3 separate regions of the Homo sapiens genome follow, and all the other regions are linked to region 3. Evidence: chromatin loops called from intact Hi-C (ENCODE). Cell type or tissue: PC-3. All regions are shown on one strand.

The links. Peaks named below come from ENCODE experiments on the same cell type or tissue, not always from the same donor. Only the 100,000 strongest peaks of a DNase experiment are listed, where the experiment ranks them.
Region 1: it touches region 3 in a loop (6-fold over the local background); 9 of 110 quality-filtered maps call a loop at or near these places.
Region 2: a loop joins it to region 3, with 3 times the contacts of the local background. A loop is called at or near these places in 9 of 110 quality-filtered maps.

What each region holds. Positions count from the first base shown.
Region 1 is chr6:5,888,754-5,896,753 of GRCh38, reverse strand. LOC107986516 (a long non-coding RNA gene) reads right to left here and starts at 5,186. Exons shown (of 2, transcript XR_007059427.1): 1 at 3,807-5,186. RefSeq lists an enhancer at 4,619-5,248. In PC-3, no CTCF peak of the experiment used is centred here; no DNase peak of the experiment used is centred here; H3K4me3 peaks cover 1,449 bases; H3K27ac peaks cover 981 bases.
Region 2 is chr6:5,678,335-5,686,334 of GRCh38, reverse strand. All of the region lies in intron 6 of FARS2 (phenylalanyl-tRNA synthetase 2, mitochondrial), which reads right to left. All of the region lies in intron 2 of LOC101927950 (a long non-coding RNA gene), which reads left to right. Among named protein-coding and RNA genes, the nearest start is that of FARS2-AS1, 220 kb to the right of the region's middle. In PC-3, no CTCF peak of the experiment used is centred here; no DNase peak of the experiment used is centred here; H3K27ac peaks cover 948 bases.
Region 3 is chr6:5,467,427-5,475,426 of GRCh38, reverse strand. The region is part of intron 4 of FARS2 (phenylalanyl-tRNA synthetase 2, mitochondrial); the gene reads right to left. Among named protein-coding and RNA genes, the nearest start is that of FARS2-AS1, 13 kb to the right of the region's middle. In PC-3, CTCF peaks have their summits at 1,514 and 4,271 (motif pointing left); DNase peaks (open chromatin) are centred at 2,646 and 4,276; H3K27ac peaks cover 2,194 bases.

The sequences.
Region 1 (8,000 bases), 420 kb before region 3:
AAAAATCCACAAGTTCCAATTGTGCTGTCATGATCAATAGGATGCTTCTTTCCAGGCTGCCTGTCAGGGGAGGATAGGATAAAAAGAACCAGAGAAAGCTGTGCATAGGCAAAGCTCTTTTGTGTTACAAGACTTAGCAGTGGGGCTCTGCCTAAAGCAAGGATCTGAGAACTGCTGTGCAAATCTAGGGTGTAAAGAGATTGTTCCAGGGCTTTCTCCCTAGGGAAGAAAATCCCTAAGTACTACAGTTGGCCAACAAGCAATTCTCAGCCTTCACCTGGCTTCAGTCTCAGGGAATTACACCAGTTGCCATTTTGGCTCTATCAAGGGTATATCCTTCCCCAGTGTCTTGCACACTCCAATCCTAACACCCATCACACTATATTGTAATTGCCTAATAATCCTTTGTGCCATCTATTCAGCTAACACCATACATAGTAAATGACAACAGCTCACAGCATGTTTGGTGAATGAATGGACTTCGATGGAGACAGTGGTGATAAATCCCTCAGTTCATGCAGAATCCTTGGGGTTTGAATCCTCTTGTCACATCCTCCTTCGCACCTCAAGTCTTTACTTCCCAAACTTAAGAAGGACAGCAACACCTCCTGCCATCCCCAAACCCCTAGGACCCCAAGGAAAAATCATTTCCCCCAAGTCTGACACATAACTGGCGCTTAATCAATGCTTGCCAATTAAGCTGCGTTGATTATCGTGCAAAGTTATCTCACATTATTTTAGCATCAGCTTTGGGCTTCTACCTTTTCATTGTCAATTTAATAATTCAAGAGACTTTTATCGAGTGTATCAGTCAGGATAGGTGGGCATCAGCAAACCTTCTCTCTGTAGGGCCAAATAGTACAATTTTCTACTTTCTAGACCATGCAGCATCTGTCACAACTGTTCATTGCTGTCATTGCTGTGTGAAAGCAGGTGTAGACAATATATAAGTGAATGGGTATGGCTGTGTCCCAATAAAACTTCATTTGCAAAAACAAGTGAATGACCAGATTTGACCCATGGGCCATAGTTTGCCAACCCATAAGCTAGGATAGGCTATAGCAACAAACACCACCAAAATCTCGGAGGCTGAACACACTGAGAGGCTATTTCTCCCTCATGCAACATGCCCATCATGGGTTGGTGGTGGGGAGGGAGGTCTTCTCCACAAAATTACCACAACATCTTATGACAGAGCCATCTCTATGTGAGGCTTCAGTGTTCCCCATGGCAGGAAAGGGAAGGGCCAATAAGGCAAGTTCTGGCAAATAAACGCCTTATCCCAGAAGGCACACACATCACGTCTATCCTCATGTCATCGTCTAGAACCCATCACCCCACCTGTCCTGAATTCAAGGGCATGCAGAACTGTAATCCAAAGTTAGAAGAGAACTGAACATTGGCAAATTAAGTCATGTCTACGATGTTGAGAATCAGTCATGAGCAAAGCCCTGATCCAATGCTGGGCATCAGTCATGAGCAAAGCCCTGATCCAATGCTGGGCATCAGTCATGAGCAAAGCCTTGATCAGGAGAAGAAAGTAGCTAAGAGGAGGCCCCTGCTTAATAGGCAGGCATCCAGCCCAGTGACCAAGACAGACACACCTGCAGAAAAAGCTGCTGCAAGCAAGTGGGTTAGGAGGGTGAGGGTCTATACTCCCCTTAGCCATAAACTCCATAACCAGTCCGAAGAATGACAATAAGGATAAGTACACAACACATGACAAGGATATCAGGCAAGAATCCCAATTCTTTGCACATTCGATGGGCAGTGAAAATCTGGATGACTTGTGATTGGGCACCCACACCTCCAGACTATTTCTAGATTGAGGGATATTGGGCCTATTGGGTATGGGGTGAGAAAGAGCAGAGAGAAGAAAGCAAACACAGCCTTCCCATGTGTAAAGTAATGATGTAAATTTTTAAAATAAGTTACTGGAAAATAGTAGAAGCCTATCAAGGACAGATGTTCCTTCCACTCAAGCAGCCTTTATGCCACATCAGCAACAGACACCAGTGGATCCTCATTTTGAACACTCAACTGTGACTTTGGGAGGAAAATGCTGGTCAAATTCACTTACAAAGTAGGGAAAGCCTGGAATTTGAAAAGCCTGGAGAGAGCCTGGCAGTGAACAGTAAAGAAAAGAGACACACGCACGTGACCCATCGTGCCCTCGTCCAGCTCTGCCTACAAGCTTGGCATGGCCTGAGGGCCCCTGGCCAGCCTGATACAAAGAGAACTCACAGGTCAGAAGTTGGCACAGGGCTTAGAGGAATGGTTTACCTGCTTAATGAAACAATTCATTTTGTCAGTTCCCAAGAATACTTACCTTCTCCCCAGAGACTTCCAAGAATTAATTAATACTAAAGGCTTGTCAGGCCCTTTGCCAATATTAAGGATTTGTTTAATCTGAAAGGCCAGTGTAAGCACAAATAGACGAGTTTGGCTTTATTTTATAATACTCCATCTGACGACAAGCAAAGTGACCTTGCCATATGGAAATACAAGGAAGAGAGCCCTTCCTACAAAAAAGTACCACGCCAGACCACGGTGGCTCACGCCTGTAATCTCAGCACTTTGGGAGGCTGAGGCAGGCAGATCACGAGGTCAAGAGATCAAGACCATCCTGACAAACATGGTAAAACCTCATCTTTACTAAAAATACAAAAAAATTAGCCAGCCATGGTGGCGTGTGCCTGTAGTCCCAGCTACCCGGGAGGCTGAGACAGGAGAATTGCTTGGACCCAGGAGGCGGAGGTTGCAGTGAGCCAAGATCGCACCACTGCCCTCCAGCCTGGCAACAGAGCGAGACTCCAAAAAAAAAAAAAAAAAAAAAGGAAAAAAAAAAGACTGCCGTGGAAGGCAGGCAATATGATATATGGGAAAGTTCTGTACCTTCTAACCAATTTTGCTGTAAACCTAAAACTGCTCTTAAAAGTAAAGTCTATTACCAAAAAAATGGCTGCAAATTCTTTGACATTCCTCCCATCGAGAGTTTGGGTGGAGGGAGGGGTCTGTATCCCCTCCTGTTAAATCTGAGTGGGCTTGAGACTGTGGGACTTCCAGGGTTAGCTCAGGAAAGGCAATGCTGCTTCCTCTTTGTTTGCTGGGACACTTGCCTTTAGAGCCTTAAGCCATAGTGTATGAAGTCTGACTGCTCTGAGGCCACCATGCTGTGTAGAAGCCCAGGCCACCTGGAGAGGCCACGTATGGGTGTTCCAGCTGCAGCCACAGCTGAGGTCCCAGCTGACAGCCAGTATCATCTACTGGACACATGGATGCCTCCAGGTGATTCCGGTCATATTGAGTCAACCCCCGGTGTTCATGCACCCAGTCAAGGCCCCAGACGTGGAGCAGAGCCAAGCTGTCCCTGATGTGTTCTATCCAAATTCCTGACCCACAGAATTTGGGAGCATAATAAAACAGTTGCTTTATGCAACTATGGTCATAGTGATTTGTTACACGTTGATAGTAACTTAAATGTGAAGGCTGCATAGAATCACGGTTAATAAGGAATCCAGAACCCATCTGCTTGACTCCCCCATTTACCACCACCTCCGCAACCTGGTGCAAGGTATTTCAACTCTTGTGCCTCAATTTTCTCATTGGTAAATTGTAGGTACTATTAGTGCCTACCTAATATGGGTTACTGTGAATATTCAGTGATTCAGAAAGTGCTTAAAACACTGCGTGGTACCCAGTAAACGCTCCATAAAGATTTGCTGTTCTATTCCAAAGCCTTTCCTGACCACTGTAGCCCATGGTGATGTCTTCTCTTATTCAATCCCTCATCGGGCACCACTCACCTTTCCCCAGGGACGACTGTTGGGTTGTCTAAGAATGTCTTCTCTCCCTGGCCTGACTGCTGGGGTCTTCAGGGCAGGGAACAGCATGCATCTGGCATCTCAACAGCTGTGGGCACAGAGCTTTGCACAGAATGGATGTTCTAAAGTATATGTTGAAGAAGAAAAACACAAGGCACAGACAGGCACATGAATGGCTCTCATTGGTTCAGTGCCAACGACAGCTCGGGAGGGCTGGTAACTCTCCATCCTCAGTGTGCTCTGCCTAAGATAATCCTCCTCCCTGGCACTTCTCTTCTATTATGCTCTTCATCCGCTCTCTTATGTTCCAGTCTTTTTGGAAGATTTTGGTTCAATGAGTTCCTTTCACGCTCAGTGTCAAAAGTACCTTGTTGCATTTCCTGATAAACAGTTGTTTGGACATATGGAAATTCCTAGCATTGCTCAAAGTTGACACGAGTATGGGAAATAGTCATTACCTCATCCTGCTAGCATGAGAGTTCCTGGATGCAGGTATTTTTGAAAGTAAATTGGCCTGGAGGAGCCAAGATGGCCGAATAGGAACAGCTCCGGTCTACAGCTCCCAGCGTGAGCGACGCAGAAGACGGTGATTTCTGCATTTCCATCTGAGGTACCGGGTTCATCTCACTAGGGAGTGCCAGAGAGCGGGCGCAGGTCAGTGGGTGCGCGCACCGTGTGCGAGCCGAAGCAGGGCGAGGCACTGCCTCACTCGGGAAGCGCAAGGGGTCAGGGAGTTCCCTTTCCGAGTCAAAGAAAGGGGTGACGGACGGCACCTGGAAAATCGGGTCACTCCCACCCGAATACTGCGCTTTTCCGACGGGCTTAAAAAACGGCGCACCGCCTGTAGTCCCAGCTACTCGGGAGGCTGAGGCAGGAGAATGGCGTGAACCCGGGAAGCGGAGCTTGCAGTGAGCCGAGATTGCGCCACTGCAGTCCGCAGTCCGGCCTGGGCGACAGAGCGAGACTCCGTCTCAAAAAAAAACAAACAAAAAAAAAAACAAAACAAAAAAAAACAGCGCACCACGAGATTATATCCGGCACCTGGCTCGGAGGGTCCTACGCCCACGGAGTCTCGCTGATTGCTAGCACAGCAGTCTGAGATCAAACTGCAAGGCGGCAGCGAGGCTGGGGGAGGGGCGCCCGCCATTGCCCAGGCTTACTTAGGTAAACAAAGCAGCCGGGAAGCTCGAACTGGGCGGAGCCCACCACAGCTCAAGGAGGCCTGCCTGCCTCTGTAGGCTCCACCTCTGGGGGCAGGGCACAGACAAACAAAAAGACAGCAGTAACCTGTGCAGACTTAAATGTCCCTGTCTGACAGCTTTGAAGAGAGCACTGGTTCTCCCAGCACGCAGCTGGAGATCTGAGAACGGGCAGACTGCCTCCTCAAGTGGGTCCCTGACCCCTGACCCCCGAGCAGCCTAACTGGGAGGCACCCCCCAGCAGGGGCACACAGACACCTCACACGGCAGGGTACTCCAACAGACCTGCAGCTGAGTGTCCTGTCTGTTAGAAGGAAAACTGACAAACAGAAAGGACATCCACACCAAAAACCCATCTGTACATCACCATCATCAAAGACCAAAAGTAGATAAAACCACAAAGATGGGGAAAAAACAGAACAGAAAAACTGGAAACTCTAAAAAGCAGACCGCCTCTCCTCCTCCAAAGGAATGCAGTTCCTCACCAGCAACGGAACAAAGCTGGATGGAGAATGACTTTGACGAGCTGAGAGAAGAAGGCTTCAGATGATCAAATTACTCTGAGCTACGGGAGGACATTCAAACCAAAGGCAAAGAAGTTGAAAACTTTGAAAAAAATTTAGAAGAATGTATAACTAGAATAACCAATACAGAGAAGTGCTTAAAGGAGCTGATGGAGCTGAAAACCAAGGCTCGAGAACTACGTGAAGAATGCAGAAGCCTCAGGAGCCAATGCGATCAACTGGAAGAAAGGGTATCAGCGATGGAAGATGAAATGAATGAAATGAAGCGAGAAGGGAAGTTTAGAGAAAAAAGAATAAAAAGAAATGAGCAAAGCCTCCAAGAAATATGGGATTATGTGAAAAGACCAAATCTACGTCTGATTGGTGTACCTGAAAGTGACAGGGAGAATGGAACCAAGTTGGAAAACACTCTGCAGGATATTATCCAGGAGAACTTCCCCAATCTAGCAAGGCAGGCCAACGTTCAGATTCAGGAAATACAGAGAACACCACAAAGATACTCCTCGAGATGAGCAACTCCAAGACACATAATTGTCAGATTCACCAAAGCTGAAATGAAGGAAAAAATGTTAAGGGCAGCCAGAGAGAAAGGTTGGGTTACCCTCAAAGGGAAGCCCATCAGACTAACAGCAGATCTCTTGGCAGAAACCCTACAAGCCAGAAGAGAGTGGGGGCCAATATTCAACATTCTTAAAGAAAAGAATTTACAAGCCAGAAGAGAGTGGGGGCCAATATTCAACATTCTTAAAGAAAAGAATTTTCAACCCAGAATTTCATATCCAGCCAAACTAAGCTTCATAAGCAAAGGAGAAATAAAATACTTTACAGACAAGCAAATGCTGAGAGAGTTTGTCACCACCAGGCCTGCCCTAAAAGAGCTCCTGAAGGAAGCGCTAAACATGGAAAGGAACAACCAGTACCAGCTGCTACAAAATCATGCCAAAATGTAAAGACCATCGAGACTAGGAAGAAACTGCAGCAACTAACGAGCAAAATAACGAGCTAACATCATAATGACAGGATTAAATTCACACATAACAATATTAACTTTAAATGTAAATGGACTAAATGCTCCAATTAAAAGACACAGACTGGCAAATTGGATAAAGAGTCAAGACCCATCAGTGTGCTGTATTCAGGAAACCCATCTCACCTGCAGAGACACACATAGGCTCAAAATAAAAGGATGGAGGAAGATCTACCAAGCAAATGGAAAACAAAAAAAGGCAGGGGTTGCAATCCTAGTCTCTAATAAAACAGACTTTAAACCAACAAAGATCAAAAGAGACAAAGAAGGCCATTACATAATGGTAAAGGGATCAATTCAACAAGAAGAGCTAACTATCCTAAATATATATGCACCCAATACAGGAGCACCAAGATTCATAAAGCAAGTTCTTAGAGACCTACAAAGAGACTTAGATTCCCACACATTAATAATGGGAGACTTTAACACCCCACTGTCAACATTAGACAGATCAACGAGACAGAAAGTCAACAAGGATACCCAGGAATTGAACTCAGCTCTGCACCAAGCGGACCTAATAGACATCTACAGAACTCTCCACCCCAAATCAACAGAATATACATTTTTTTCAGCACCACACCACACCTATTCCAAAATTGACCACATACTTGGAAGTAAAGCTCTCCTCAGCAAATGTAAAAGAACAGAAATTATAACAAACTCTCAGACCACAGTGCAATCAAACTAGAACTCAGGATTAAGAATCTCACTCAAAACCGCTCAACTACATGGAAACTGAACAACCTGCTCCTGAATGACTACTGGGGACATAACGAAATGAAGGCAGAAATAAAGATGTTCTTTGAAACCAACGAGAACAAAGACACAACATACCAGAATCTCTGGAACACATTCAAAGCAGTGTGTAGAGGGAAATTTATAGCACTAAATGCCCACAAGAGAAAGCAGGAAAGATCCAAAATTGACACCCTAACATCACAATTAAAAGAACTAGAAAAGCAAGAGCAAACACATTCAAAAGCTAGCAGAAGGCAAGAAATAACTAAAATCAGAGCAGAACTGAAGGAAATACAGACACAAAAAACCCTTCAAAAAATTAATGAATCCAGGAGCTGGTTTTTTGAAAGGATCAACAAAATTGATAGACTGCTAGCAAGACTAATAAAGAAAAAAAGAGAGAAAAATCTAATACACGCAATAAAAAATGATAAAGGGGATATCACCACCGATCCCACAGAAATACAAACTACCATCAGAGAATACTACAAACACCTCTACACAAATAAACTAGAAAATCTAGAAGAAATGGATAAATTCCTCGACACATACACTCTCCCAAGACTAAACCAGGAAGAAGTTGAATCTCTGAATAGACCAATAACAGGATCTGAAATTGTGGCAATAATCAATAGCTTACCAACCAAAAAGAGTCCAGGACCAGATGGATTCACAGCTGAATTCTACC
Region 2 (8,000 bases), 210 kb before region 3:
AGGAGATATACCTAATGTTAAATGACGAGTTAATGGGTGCAGCACACCAACATGGCACATGTATACATATGTAACAAACCTGCATGTTGTGCACATGTACCCTAAAACTTAAAGTATAATAATAATTAAAAAAAGTTCATAGAAAGAAAGACTGTTATCATCCACAATATCAAACCTGCATGACTTCTGCAGACATCTATTGAGCACTCACTATGGCCCAGGCACTGTGCTAAGAAATGCAGGGGAAACAGATGAAATCTCATCATCCACCAGTCTTTCTTGGGCGTGCTTCTGGGAGCTGTAAATTCAGCTCCGGCATCATTTTCACCCTTCACGTGGGAATCCTGAGGCAGCAGAAGTGATCTGAATATCCTCCGAGTGGTCTTGTGGGAAGAGTATTCTAAAGTTATTCAATCTAAATAACATCATTTAAAAATTACAGTCTTCATTTTTGCTAATACAAGGAGAGTTTTCTCACCTTAAAATTGGAGGAAATATTGTCAAGCAACTAGACTTGAATAGGAAGGGGCCCAATATGGGCCTCTTCTAGGAAGCCCTTGAGTGCGGCCTCAGCTCTGGTCCTGGGTGAGGCCTATGGTAGCTGGTCCAAGAGAGGGTATAGCATGTTCCCCTTACCCCAGCGTCCAGCCCCCTAGGCCTAAAGCAAAAACCTCGTACGCTTTATCTACTCCAGGTAGAATTTAAAATGCCTTCTCCAGCCCAGAGTCACTCTGGCTTAAATTGCTCCCCAATCCAAGTTCTGCCTACACTGTGCAGCAGAGTAGGCCAGGTCCTGAGGACACCCCTCATTCACTGCAGTCACACAGTGGGCCAGTCACCTCAGGACTAAAGCCACCCTGGTGCAATAGTGACTTGCAGGGTGTTGCAAAGAGGCCTAACTGCTCACCTCCGTGGCCACGATTTAGGATGGGTTGGAAGGACTGGACAGGGCAGTTCTGAAGCCAGCCATTGGATCTCCCCACCTAAATCTTTTCAATACTTTAGTGTGAAGAGACCCAGAGGAAACCAAGGGGGGATCTTAGTTCCTGTACCTGGCTCAAAAATAATGAATCCTTTATGAAAAAGCAACTATACGTACAAGGGAAAAAAATTCTTCCTTGAAATGGCAGATGTGAGGAAACTATTGATTGGTTCTGGCCCCAAATGATAGGAACCCTCCCCTTTTGCTTCCATTCTGCTTGCGGCTGCCTCTGCTGCTTCTTGGGCTGGCTGTGAAGAGCCTCCTGCCTCCAAGTGACAACCCCACACACTGATATCATGAGCCTCCATGGGTTCCACGGTGTTTAGGGTCAAGGGTTCTGAGTTTCTTTACTTCAAGAAGAGAAATTATAAAGAAAATTGCTCTCCGGCTCCACTTAATCTTTTTTCCTTGATTGCTAAGGGGGAAGGCACACAAATTCTTCCCTGGCTGGTGAATGGGCAATCTGAATGACTTCAGAAGCTTAAATAGAGTGCTGGGAGTGACAGAAACCTGTCTTAATAGAGTCCTTTCACAAACATAATAGAATTCGGCTCCTGTTAGCAAGAAAAACATCTGATGGCTGAGATTAGCTCCCTAAATTGTCCTTTCAACATCCATTCCACCTCTCCACTCAATGTGTAAGATGTCTCCTTTAGGTGACAGGTACTGGGATTTTTGAGATGGTATTTAAGAGAGAGAAAGAAGCTTCCTGACTGGAAGCACTAAGCAGTGCTTGGAGGGTGAAGCTAGCTCCTTGTTGCAGCTTTTTGTTTATACAGCTGGCTTACTCTAGGGTAAGGGTGATGGAAATAGCTCTTGGAAATAAAGCGCAGCATTTGCTAACATAGGAGGGCAGTGATCATGAAAACAAGCGAATCACCTTAGTTGGCAGAAATCCTCAGAGAATGACATGCCAGTTTAATTTTCTGGATACTCAGGGATTCATAAGGACATCATCCCTTGGTCTCACTCTTGAAGGGACTCTTTCTCAGCTGTAGTTTTGCATACTAGTGCGCAGGGCTGGGCAGGTGATGGGCGTGCGGCAGAACCAGGTGAGGGGCCGGGGACGTGTCAGTGGGGTTTATTATGAACACAGCTGGCACATCGGGGATGGTCCTCTGAGGACCCAGGCTGTGACTGCTCATGCACAGGAATGCAGGTAACAATGATGACACCGTTATTCACCTGAATTAGGCTTTAAGCGGTTGACAAAGCTCTGAAAGGCAAGCCGGGCAGGTATACAAGAAACCGCGTTCTGAGGGGGAAAGTTATAATCTCTCTATAAAACTGCTATTTTGAGCAAAGGCTTGGAACCAACCCAAATGCCCATCAGTGATAGACTGGAAAAAGAAAATGTGGCACATATACACCATGGAATACTATGCAGCCATAAAAAAGAATGAGTTCATGTCTTCTGCAGCAACACAGATGAAGCTGGAAACCATCATTCTCAGCAAACTAACACAAGAACAGAAAACCAAATACCACATGTTCTCACTCATAAGTGGGAATTGAAGAATGAGAACACATGGACACAGGAAGGGGAACATCACATACCGGGGCCTGTCGAGAGGTAGAGGGCAAGGGGAGGGAGAGCATTAGGACAAATATCTAATGCCTCCGGGGCTTAAAACCTAGATGACGGGTTGACGGGTGCAGCAAACCACCATGGCACATGTATACCTATGTAAATAACTTGCAGTTCTGCACATGAATCCCGGAACTTAAAGTAAAAGAAAAAAAAAAAGAAAAAAACAAAAACAAAAAAACACTGCTCTTTTGTAGCAGAGGTGGACCAGACTCACGTTTCCCAGCTCCTAGGCTGGTGGTCTCTCCTGTATCCCTAGAAATCCTTTTCCTGCCCTGAAGAGACAGCCAGGGAATTCTGGGAGTGAGGAGCAGCTCCCAGACTAACTTAGCACACTGGAATCAAAGCTAGGCAAATGTTCACCCAGGAATAATAAAACCTATTCCTTCTTCCTCCCAGAAAATGACATCACTATTCACCTGCTCACTTAGTCCCAAACCCAGGATGTGTCCTTGTCTCCTGGCTTTTCCTCACACCCTACAGAGCATGCCCTGTGCATTCTGCCTTCAGAGTGACCCTGACTCTCTCCATTCCTGTGCCCGCCCTCCCAGTCCAGGCCACCCAGACGGCTGAAAGCCTCTAACAGCCCTCTGCTACCCTCTTCTCTGACAGTCCATTCTCTCAATAAGTCAGATCACATGCTAAATGAGTAAATCTGTCCCACCCCTTAAAACCCTCCATCTCACTTAGACCCCAGGCTGAGGCCCACACAGCCCTACATGTCCCAGCCCCTGCTTCCCTCTCTGAACACGTTTCTTCCCACAGCCATGTCAAACTCGGTTCTGCCTCAGTGCCTTTGCACGTGCTGTTCCCGCTATGTCCCCAGCCTTTCCATGGTCCCTTACTTCCCTGCTTTCTCAGGAGTCTTCCCTGACTCTCCTTAAAATGAGTTACTGCTTTTCACTTCACTCTCTGCCCCACACACTCCTTTACTTTTCTTCACTGCGGGTGTCACTACTTGAAATCACACTGCAGATGAACTTATTCACTTATTTAGTTTAGTGTCTGTCTTTCGCAATGCCTGGAAGCTCCATGAGGGCAGAGCCTTGTCATCCTGGTCCCTATGTATCAGCTGCAGCTGAACAGGACCTGGCTGACAGCAGGGCTCCGTACCTATTGAGTGCATGGATAAAAGAATGACATGCAAGGCAAGGGGGAAAAGCCCCATCTGCTCACTAAGGACTGAACAGACCAACTGGAGTCCAGCACAGGACGTTTTACATAAATTCAGTGTGGAAAAGAATGACACATTCAGTGTTCCCTTCGGATAGAGCCAGGCTGCCCATAATAACATCTTTGCAAATGAATTCCACCACCCCTACTTTATACTTCTTTACAACTTATTATTAAACTACCTTAAAAAAATACAAGGGTCTTGCATAGTGTCTGGTATATGATGAAATTTCAATATTTATTGCCGAATTTAAAAAATTTCTCATCTGCCATTAAATTTTCTTTTTCCCTGCTTCCTCTATTTCCTTCCAATACAAATGTATATTTTTACATTGTTGTAACTATATATAGATATTAATTTGTTTCCTGTTTTTCTTTGGTAATACTTTTTGATGCTGCAACCTAGTTATTGTCATTTTTAACAGCTAGGTAATATTCCATCAAGGTGATGTACTATAATTTGCTTTTTGTAGTCTCCTCCTTTGGGCATTCAGTTACTAAAAGTTCACTGAGAGTAGAAATGCTAAACAAATGGAGGTAGAGTCGGAAGTGTCCTTTTAGCAGAACCAAAACCACATGCTGACCAGGGCAGAGTAAAATGGCATGCTGGTCTGTCACCCAGCAGCCTGAATTCCGACTCTTTACCACGTTAGTTTATTAGAGCAAACTGTAGGTTGCTGTTAGAAAGCTCTAAATCACTTTACAAATTATTGATGAAAGAATGACTTCAAGCACCAAACAAATGTAGCCACCAGCCTCAGGAAAAGCACCAAAAGAGGGAGGGATCCAGAGAAGGAAGGGAGGGGGAGAAGCAACAGCTCTAAGGAAGCTGAGAAGACTTCAACAAAGGCCTTGCTAGAGCCTGTTTTATTTCTTCGATCTCTTGAGAATACAGTCAGCAGTTTGTCAGCAGATGGATCAGCCAAAGTCAGAGGGGAAGAAAGGGCTTGTCTATCTTGGGGATTTCCCCACCTTTCGTTGTTAAAATGCTTCATAAGCTGCTGCAAAGGAGTGATTTTCTTCTTTTTCCGTTTTTTAAGTAACTTTTTCCCCCTGTACACAAATGAAATACTCATTGAAAATAATTTGGGAACTACGGGAAGGCATAAAGAAAGTAAAAATCACCTGTAGTCCTGTGAGCCATGGATAACCATTGTGAAAACTGGATCTGCTGTCCCGCTCTCCCTCATGGACATAACATGAATATTTATAAAATGTGAACTAGGTCACATATTCTTCTCTTTACCCTTTAAGCCCATTGTTATATTGTGAACTTTTTTTTTCAAAGGTGCACAGCTATTCTTTAAGATGTTTTAAATACCTGCAAAATAGTTCCTTGTCCAGATGAATAAACTATAATGTATTTGTTTCTCAATAGGTAACATTCAGGTTGCTTCCAAATTTTCAGTCTAATAAAGAAGAATGCAGACATCTTTGAACCTTTCTCAGATAAATCTCTTAGCACAGATTGTTAAGAAGCAGAATTACCAGATCAAGGGTATGGGCACTTCCAGGCTGATTCGTGTTGACAAAACACAAACTTGGAGATTTACACTCAACACGGCCTTCTATGAGGGCGATTATGTCACTACTTCCTCATCGGAAGCAGATATTATTGTTTTTATATTTTTAACTGTAGATGAAAAATGGAATCATTATTTTAAATTACATTTCTTTGATTACTGGTGAGGTAAAACTTTTACATTTTGTTTTCTGGCTGTAAGTGTAGATCAACTGTTTAGTGAACTGTTTTTATTGAGCTGCTGCTCATTTTTCTATTAGAACAAATTTTGTTTTCACTGGTTGTTGGAGCTACTGTAACAGTACTTTGTAGAAGCAAAAAAAAAAAAAAGACAACGTCTGTACTTTTTGCAGAACAAACAAGAGGTGCATGAAAACAAAATTAGAAGGAAATATACCAAAATGTTGACCAGGGGTTATGGATTAGGTGGTAGGACTGTGGGTACTTGCTGAATTTTCTAGAAGCAGCCTAATAAAAAGGTAACAATAAACCATCTTCCATATACGCCTCATGTGGTGCTGATGGCAGGACCGATGGGGCAGCTGTATGGGAAATACAGGGAGGACTGATTTTCCTTTTATTTCTAGTTGATCATAATTCTCATTTAGCGTTTTCCCTATGTTCACCTGTGTTGTTGATAGAGATGCCTACCAGAAATCCTTTTCTAGCTGGCCCTGTGGATAAACAATGGCAGGTGACAGCTGCCCAAGCTGGTGGTGTGGATGCTTATGCGTAACCCATGGCTACTCATGCCTAACCCGTGGCTACTCTGACCATCAGCTGCAGCCTTGTTTTCCTGGTTATGTGTCTCAGTGTTGGTTGGGCACCTTCACTGAAGTACAACTTTGCTCACATTCACACAACGTCCAAGCACACACAAGTGCTCTGAGCATAAGCATTGTTTCTAATGCCTTCATCAAGACCCTAACAGCATCAGAGCTACGCTACATTCTGTAGAAAATCAAATAATCATTAAAATAACTGTGATTATGTAGCAAGAAGGAAAGATTGCTGTGGACATATACCTGGCAATAGCTGTTTCCATATTGGGTTGGAGGATGAAATTCAACTTTAGAGGGAGAACAACTCTTTAGGAAAACACTTTGATGAATTTTCTTATGAAAAGTAATGCCCTCAGGAACCGGGAAGTAAAACGGAAAGTAAAAGGATCTCACTCTAGGGTGTTGTTATGAAGGAAATGTGTGCGTTGGGGGGTGGGGGTGGGGGAAGTGAGGGTTCCTCTGAGTCAGGACAAAAAAGATAGGAGTTTTGGGAGGACCAGGCACTCAGGAAAAACCAGGAAAGGATAGAAGCTTTTCTAAAGAGACGGCTGCTTCCAGGTATGAATCTATTCACAGGGCAAGGATGGAGAGTAAGAGATTATGGTGATGAATCACTGATAAACTGTCAAAACTGCAATGTGGAAATTCAATTTTAATAGTTTCCTCTCCATTATTTCTTTTGAAAGGCATTGTACTGTTTAGGAGACCCTGGGAAAAGAGGGAGGTAAGGCGATCAGTATTGTGGACATGTTAACAACCCAGGGAGTGTTGACAGAGGGGTGATGGAGGAGGGTCTTGAAGCCAGAATTTAGAGCTGGAGGAGGCAGGAGGACATAAATAACCCCAGGCAATCTGCAAAAGCACTCAACAGGGCAGGCCAGTGCAGTAGGGCTTAATGTTTTTATTTGGATTTTAGAGGGAAGGGTAGAAGGAGGCTGGTGACCCCAGGACACATTTTGGTCGCAATTATGTTCCAGAGGCTGGTATCACTCATTTTGAGGACCAAGTTTTAATGTCTTGTGCAGCTAAGGTCTCTCAGGATATAGAGGGTATCACCCCTAGAAAGCATAGCCTGAAGGAAGCATTAGAAACTGAGAGGTTTGCTTTGTCACCTCGGTTTTCTGGCCTTCAACAGGTCAATTGCAGCATGTCATCTCTTCACCAGCAAAAAAATTTGTGAGACTATTTCCTAAGGACAAGCCTCTGGCAGGATGTTCCTAGAGCTTAGCTTACTATTCCAGCCACAAATCAATGTGTTTCAGACATTCCTTCTGATCCAAGGGGCACCACTTCTGGATCAAGACAAGACTGCAGCCTAATTCACCAGGTCATAAAACAGACAGTGGGGAAAATCTCCAGGAAGCACACAGCAGGTATTTCCGCATTCGGTCAGCTGGTAGAACTTTCAGAGAAGTTCTTGGGAAATTTACAGAGCTCATTCCAAAACTTTGGAGAAAGAGGGGCTTAAAATAGAAAATGAATTATTTATCATATTCTCTCTGTAACTCACAGACTTTAAAGAGCACGTACCAGGGTGTTTCCCTCCTAGCTTCCATACCACTCAGCCAGGTAGGTCCCTCTTTGGCCCTTCTGAAGGATGTGGGAATGAGACATGTTTGAAGCTCCAGAGGCCAAGAAGAGTGCAAGCAGCCCTCGTATTACAAAGGATGGCTATGTGTGAAATGAGGTGAATCTCTTCCCTGAGAGATTATTTACTTATAAAGTAAGAGGCTATCTGCAGCAGTGGTTGAGGGCGCAGCACTGACAATGCAGACTATAAAAGTATGTCCTCTCTGATGTAAACTTAGTGCCTCTGAAAGAAGCCATGGCCTGAGGGGCTAATCCCAGCCAACAAGTACCCTCTTCCAGGAGGCCAAAGCGTCTCCTCAAGGCACCAGCTCAGATTTCCTATCTCCCTCCCATCCACCTTTCCTCCCAAGTCTACAAAGGATG
Region 3 (8,000 bases):
TAAACTCCTTGGCTGAGCATTTAAGGTCCTCCGTAATCTGGCTCCAAAAGGCTCTTTCTACATCATACATTCAAATCAAGTTGTTTCTTTGTTATGTCCAAAGTAGTACTACGCCCACATTCTTGCACGTGCCTAAAATATACTTCTCTTCAAGCCTGCATATCCAACTCTTTTTGAGAACTGTCCAAGAAATCTAGTCTTTCAACCATTGGCTATGAGTGAATTGGGAACCTCTTCAAAGACTAAGTCAGATGCCACAAAACCTTCCCCAGTACCCACGGAGAAGTCATTTCTCCTATCTGCAAACAATCATATCCTTTCATTTAGTTTTCCTCTTGTGGTACTTGTCAATTTCCACCTTGTATATGGTTCTTCCTGTACACTGTCGTTCACCAAGTAACAATGTTTTGGTAAATGGCAGACTACTTATATATGACAGTGGTCCTGTAAGATGACAGTACTGGGCTGGGCACCGGCGTGGTGGCTCATGCCTGTAATCCCAGTACTTTGGGAGGCCGAGGTGGGTGGATCACGAGGTCAGGAGTTCAAGACCAGCCTGGCCAGCATGGTGAAATCCCATCTCTACTAAAAATACAAAAATTAGCTGGGCGTGGTGGCGGGTGCCTGTAATCCCAGCTACCCAGGAGGCTGAGGTAGAGAACTGCTTTAATCCAGGAGGAAGAGGTTGCAGTGAACAGAGATCATGCCACTGCACTCCAGCCGGGGCGACAGAGTGAGACTGTCTCAAAAAAAAAAAAAAAAACAGTACTGTATTTTTATTGTACCTTTTCTATGTTTAGATATGCTCAGATATACAAAAATGTACCGTCACATTACAATTGCCTACGGTATTCAGTAAAGTGCTGTACATGTTTGTAGCCTAGGAGCAACAGACCATACCATACAGCCTAGGTGTGTAGTAGGCTACACAATCTAGGTTTGTGTAAATACACTCTATGATGTTCACACAACGACAAAATTGCCTAACAACATGTTTCTCAGAATGCATCCCTGTTGTTAAGTGATGCATGACTGTATATCTTATCTCTACAACACACCTTCAGCATAAAATTTGGGACTGTGAGTCTCCCTGTGTCCCACCTTCATCTCCACTTCAAGTACCCGGTACACTGCCCAACATATGTCAATAATAAATAAATGAAATAATGCATTAATGAACAAACAAATGAACAAACCGTGCTGGCTGGCCCTGGTTACTGAAGCCCCAGCAGAAATTAATACATGTAGACAGCGGCATGTGCCATTGGAGATAACGGAAATGTGATGATGGCTCGAGAAGTATGCAGTCCTTTAGTTTGATGGGTATGAAGGACATTCATGAATGATGTGTTTTCCTGCCTTCACAGAACTGAAGGGCTGGTTATTGGGAGGCTACATGGAGAGCACAAATTTGGTAACAGGAGGGATCCTGAGGTTCCTAAATCATTCATGGATAGACTGGGTTTCTGGAGTGGTGTTCTAAAAACACAGTGATATCAGCAGCTAGGGATGCAAGGGTGTAAAGGTATCCAGCAGGGCGGCGTCCATTCTGTGTGGCCTGTGCACTGAGATCTTTGCTTATGCTGATTATTTTCTTTTTCTACTATATTGAAAGACACCGCTGCCTACATCACAAACAAATCTATCCTTATATGCCTGGGTAGATCAGGTAAAAATGCAAGTAACAAAGATAATCCAATTTAGCCTGCAAATAAAAAACTGAGTCTTCTACCAAATTCACCCTAAACAAGAACAATGGAATAACCCTCAGGAATGCTGTAAGAAGAAAAACAATGTATGTAAATATAATTCAATGTTTTCTAAAGCTTTAGATGCCCTCTCCTGAATCAGGAGCAGGGTATTCTTTTGTTTTTTTTTTTTGTTTTTTTTTTTGTTTTTTGAGACAGAGTCTCGCTCTGTCGCCCAGGCTGGAGTGCAGTGGCACAATCTCAGCTCACTGCAAGCTCCATCTCCCGGGTTCACACCATTCTCCTGCCTCAGCCTCCCAAGTAGCGGGGACTACAGGCACACGCCACCATTCCCGGCTAATTTTTTTGTATTTTTAGTAGAGACGGGGTTTCGCTGTGTTAGCCAGGATGGTCTCAATCTCCTGACCTCGTGATCCACCCACCTCGGCCTCCCAAAGTGCTGGGATTACAGGCATGAGCCACCGCGCCTGGCCAGGAGCAGGGTATTCTTAATGCACACAGTGTATCCAACATGCGTGAGTTACAAAGCATGAGGTTTTGCTTGTGCTGATTCGTGTCACAACCTCCTTGGCATTATTTAAATGTAGTGTTTGGTATGCAAATATAGATAACACCAAAAGTAACATCTAAACGAGAACAAAACAAGAACAATACAAACTGGTTAAAAATAATTCCACGTATGAACATATCTATGGACTGCAAACATTACCCTTTTAGGCCATGAATATATATTTGCAGATACTTCATCCAAATATTAACACACTTTTTCTTTATGCACAAAATTTTGTGTGTGACATATACTGAATGTGTGCTCTCTGTATTTAACAAAGTTGCGGGGGTGTGTATTCTTATTTCTTCCACCCAAATAAACAAGCAGACTGACATCACAAGGCTTCTTTTTACTTAGGCAGAATATTGAGCAAACAAATATTTATTCTGGGTTACTCAGCTGTGATACATAAGGGGATTCATGACATGCTATGTCTGGTGCCTGCTAAGCTCTTACGAGATAATTGCACCTTGGACCACCTAGGACATCACATTAAATGGAGAGACCTGATTTTAAAATTTAAAAAACACAGAATGGGCAGAATTTAATCAGTCATGCTTCTATAAAATTAAGGAAGATATAAATAAATGGGCAACAGAAAGGTGCAATAAAACCAGGATTAATCAAACCGTGATTAATTCAGGATCAGATTAAAACCAATAGTGCCAGCTGTATCTGATCCATTCTGCAGCATTATTCTCTCCTGCTCCTTTTTGTTTTCCCATTTTTCCTCCTTCTCATTCCCCTTTGCTCTCACCCCTAGGGCACCCTCCTTGGTGGATAAACCTGCAGGAGAGTTAATTGTCACATACATGGATTTAATCACATTGTCCATCACATTTGGGGGCCCTGCCTTCAGCGATCCATGACTAATTGTTGTGGTAATTTTTCAATCATTAACAGCAGCGCATATGCTGCAGACAAATCCCAGCGTGCCTGCTAAACCCCAGTGACATGCGGCCCACAGGCTCCAGAAGCACCACTACACCAGCCCCCAGCCCCAATCCTATTAGTCATGCGTCGTCATTAATATACATCTATTCCAGGGATATGTCAGGCAGCAATGAGGTCGGAGGGGGCTGAGCATGCTTTATAACACAGCCTTGTTTTCAATCTATTCTTTGAAAAAGGAAGAGGAAGAGGAGGAGAAAAGGAAATTAAAACTCCATGTGGGATAAGGAGCTGGGGGACTATTCTGAATTCCACTTGTTTCTCATTCATTTTCAGGCAGGCTCCTGAGCTGTGGCAAATGCCCTTTCTTTGGGTTTCAGCAGTATTAGCGATCTCCATGGCAACCACCAGTACGCATCTGCTGCACCACACTGCAGCTTCCCTGGGCTCAATTCTCAAGTCGCCCTGGTGTCAGACGGGGCGCACCATGTGCACTGGTGGGACAAGACCCTGCCTTGGGGAATCATCCAGCTGATTGAAGCCCAGCTCTAATCACCACATAATATGAGCCAACAAGATCATACAGAATATGATCTGCCTACACTAGGCAATAGGATTCCAGGACTGCTATTTATTTTTCATTTTCCTTTTCTTAAGGGCCTTTGTTGGTTAAAAGCAAAGAGCCACTAGAATAGCTATCTAACAAAAGGGATTAATTTTAAAATAGGTGGTACAGTGTTGCTGGTAACATTTACTTCAAGCAAAAATCTCATATGTCCTTCATTAAAGGAATTATTCAAGAGGAAATTAAAAGTCCTGGAGTTTCCCTTTGGTTCTTCGTAAATGAAGGGCTAGTTGGGATATTAGCCAGAGCAAGAAAAGGTAAGAGAAGGATTCCTGGGTTTTTGCTGAAATTCTGACTCTTGCTATGGAGTCTCAGGAAATTCCCTCTTATACCCAGTTTCCCCAAGATTAAAATAAGATCTACTTATTTTAGGCGCTTAGCACCGGATCACTAACAAGGCCTCGGCAAGACTTAATTAATACGTGCAATTCATTTTTAGCTCCTCAAATGAAAGACGTTTGGTGCAGGCTCCACTATTATGAAATGAGGGGCCGAGCGCCCTCTACTGCTGCTTCTGGGTCAGTCTCTCAGTGGCTGAAACCCCTCAGTGGGGTTCACTTATTGTTAACATGTAACTCTCACACTCTAGCTTAGAAAGCCTTTTCTGATCAGTAAGAGCAGGAAGAAAGGAACACAGGAAGAGGAAGAGAACCAGATAATAGACTGGCTGTTATAAATAGAATATACCTGTACCAAGACTATTCAAAGGTACTTGAGGTTAATACAGCAAAGGGAGAAAGGTCTGCGAAAATTCAGAGTGCTCAATTTTGTATCATGAACACATATTAAAAAGATAAAAAAATTGAGTCTCTTTACTTTCCACTCACCTTCTTCCAGGACAATGATACTTATAGGATCTCATTGATTTGTCTATTTTCTAGAAAAGTTAGATGAAAAAGAAAGCCTTGTTTTTCTTGGAATTTTTAATAAACACAGGACTTAGATTCCAACTTTGTTTTTCAGTTTAGTAGCAACAAACCCAGTCCCATGCGCTATACAGAACTACACAAACTATACGGAACAAATCCACTTTGAGCCTTACATATAGTTACTAGTTATTCTAATAAAAAATTACAGAGGAGAAAATAAAATGATCTGAATATTACTCTTATTCTTTTTTCCATTATGTAATGATGATACTTAACATGTATACATCTGGAAATACGAGTTTGGTGTAGAGCTGAAATTGGGTAGTGTATAGTCATCCCTCAATATCTGCAGGGGACTGGTTCCAGGACACCCTGCAAATACCAAAACCTGAAGATGCTCAAGTCCCTCATATAAAATGGCATAGTATTTGCATATAATCTATGCGCATTCTCTTGTACACTTTAAATCATCTCTACGTCTACTTATAAAACATAATACCATGTAAATGCTATGTAAATAGTTGCTATACTGTATTGTTTTTTACTTGCATTTTTTTTCCTGAATATTTTTGATCCACACTTGGTTGAGTCTGCGGATGCAGAACCTGCAGGTATGGAGGGCCAACTGTATTAAAGAAATTCTGCTTCTTTATCAAAAATTAACTCCTTTTGGAATGGTGTTGTGAACAATAATATTAATAATAAAATAGATAATAATGAAGTCTACTACTCATTGAAGTTTTATTGTGTCAGAAACTATTCTAAGTGCTCTGCATCCATCACTTTTTAATTTTTACAACTCTTCAAGGTCAGTACCAGTATTATTCCTATTTTTGAGATGAGAAGAATGAGACTCAGAGAGGTAAGTATCTTGTGTAAGGGCACACAAATGACAAATGACAAAACTAGAATTCAGATGCAGAACCTCAAAATCCTAAACCCACAAAGTAAGCCATTAAACTATATTGAAAAACACTGATTAGAAATCTAGCTCCCTTAAAGGAAAAAGAAAAGTTGTAAAAGCTCTGTTCATTCTTATATATTTCCTACTCCAAATCCAAACCTTATCTTTTTAGAAGCAATGACCGCATATTTTTCCATCGCCTTTAATTTTTTCATGAGACATTATCCATTGACACTTGAAGCGAGTCATCCTGACTGACAGAAACCCAGTTCCTTTAAGAGATGCCGAGGGCAGTGTACAGAACATTCTACACAACTAAATTCCAGAGCCTGGCAGAGGGTCTGAGACTTGCTGGGGTGGCAACTAACAGCTAAGTACTGGATCATGACATGCTGCAGTGGGAGAAGGAGTTTTCTCAGCTCTCTGCAGCTGTTTAGAGAGAAAATCAAGAAGGTATCCAGCGGAGGGATTAGCTACTGTCACCCGCTGAAGGACACACAGCAGGGATATGAAGTGTGGGGCGGGGCTCCGCACAATGGGAGACAGGCCGGTTCTGCTGTGAGGTAGTGAGAACCGAGTGGGGTCAAGGCAGTGCAGCAACGCACAGGACAGGAACCTCGGTGGACCAAGCAAGTGGTGAGTGATGATAGCTGCATGAGGGAAAACAGCAGGAAGTGCGAGCTGGGAGGCTGACTGTGGGCCTGCCACCAAGTGGTCCCAAGAAACAGTCGCTGGAAGTGGCAATGGCTAAACACTGGTTTCTGTGAAGACATCTGTGTAAGGGATTCATGTCAGTCTCGAGCCCTTTTCAAGAACCCAAATCTCATCAGGCTTGAAATGACCAGAATCCGGTAAACTGAGATTGGCAGGAAGATACATTTTCAAAATTTACCCGTCACATAACAGCTGGAAAAGGGAGTTATGGTATGCCAAGTCATATACACATCTGTGTTATATGGATACAAATTCCAGATACGGAAATCCTTAAACTTCATCATTCCAAAAGGATATGACTATCCAGGAACATCTCCCATACATTACCCTGTAAAGACAAATGAAATCATCTTTCTACTCTTATCTCACTGTCATTTTCCTGTGTAAGATCAGAAACAGACCACAGCATGCTAGCATCGCATTCTTGTGAAAGTATGAATAACCGGCTAATTGTTAGAAAACAAAATGGATTGCTGATTATGCAAGGAATCTGTAATCCATTCTGCAGACACAGGAAAAAAATGAACAATCAAACACTGGCATTAGAATAGTGTCATTACCTTTTATGAATGAAATGGCCCTCTTTGAAACAGATTCAAAGATTTCTGGTCGAATTATATTTTAAAACATAAGTATTCTTTCTATAATATTATGGATTATCCTTAAATAATTCTTTCCCTAAATATGAAGCACTTGATGAAAATATTAAAGGGAATTCAATTATTGTAATAAGATACAACATCACCGTCACACAAATTCTCCTTTTCTTTCATTATATGGCTAACTTTTTTTCTTTCTTTTTTTTTTTTTTACTTTTACCAGCCAAGGGAAAAAATATCTAATTGGCATGCTCTGAAATCTTGAGCTAACCCTGGTACTACAGATGTGTAATCTTTCACGGTTTGGCAATATTATTTTGCAGTGCATCGTAGAATGAGAAATGCCACTTAGAAAATCATGGGCTTTGATGTTGCTGACACAAAGAGTTTCCATGACACTGAAGCTCTTAAAAGAGTTTATCTTGATGTATATAACATGTCACCATAACTCTTGGGTTGAGAATATCACCACTTTCTGAAAGCAGGGACAGACAAGATGCTCTCTCAGGTCCCTTCCAACTCTGATATTTGGTGGCTATAAGTTTTTACTACTGGCCTCAGCCTCTCAGTCAGGAAAATGAATAATAAACGTTGCACCAATATATATTCTATTTAATGACATTCTGAAGTTAGCCATGTTATTAAGAAAATAAATGTTTTGAAACATAGTTCATCATTCCCTTCTGATAACTTTCTTAAGGTAATGAGCATCTATAATCATCAAAATGTATATCTAGAATCATAGAACCATAAAATGGTAAGGCATAAGTCATCTTAGAAATCATCTTTTGGTCTGACCACATTTATTTTACTGATAGGAAACACAGAGGTCCAGAGAAGAAGAATAAGAACAGTAATGATGATAATAAAACTTATGACTATCATTATCATCATCAAACTAACATTTATCCACAGAAGAGAGTGGAAGCTACTGGAAAAAATTAGATTGTTCACCTATAACATGTAGCATGGTGGGGGTACTGTCAGTATGGAAAGCCCACATTCTGAGGAGTTGACACAGGAAGAGGATATAGCAACGTTGACTAAGAAAGGAGATCACTGAAGAATATTTTATTAACATTTCAGACCTATTGTATCTTATTTCAGCATCTAAAACCTCATGGGCAAATGTTGTTAGC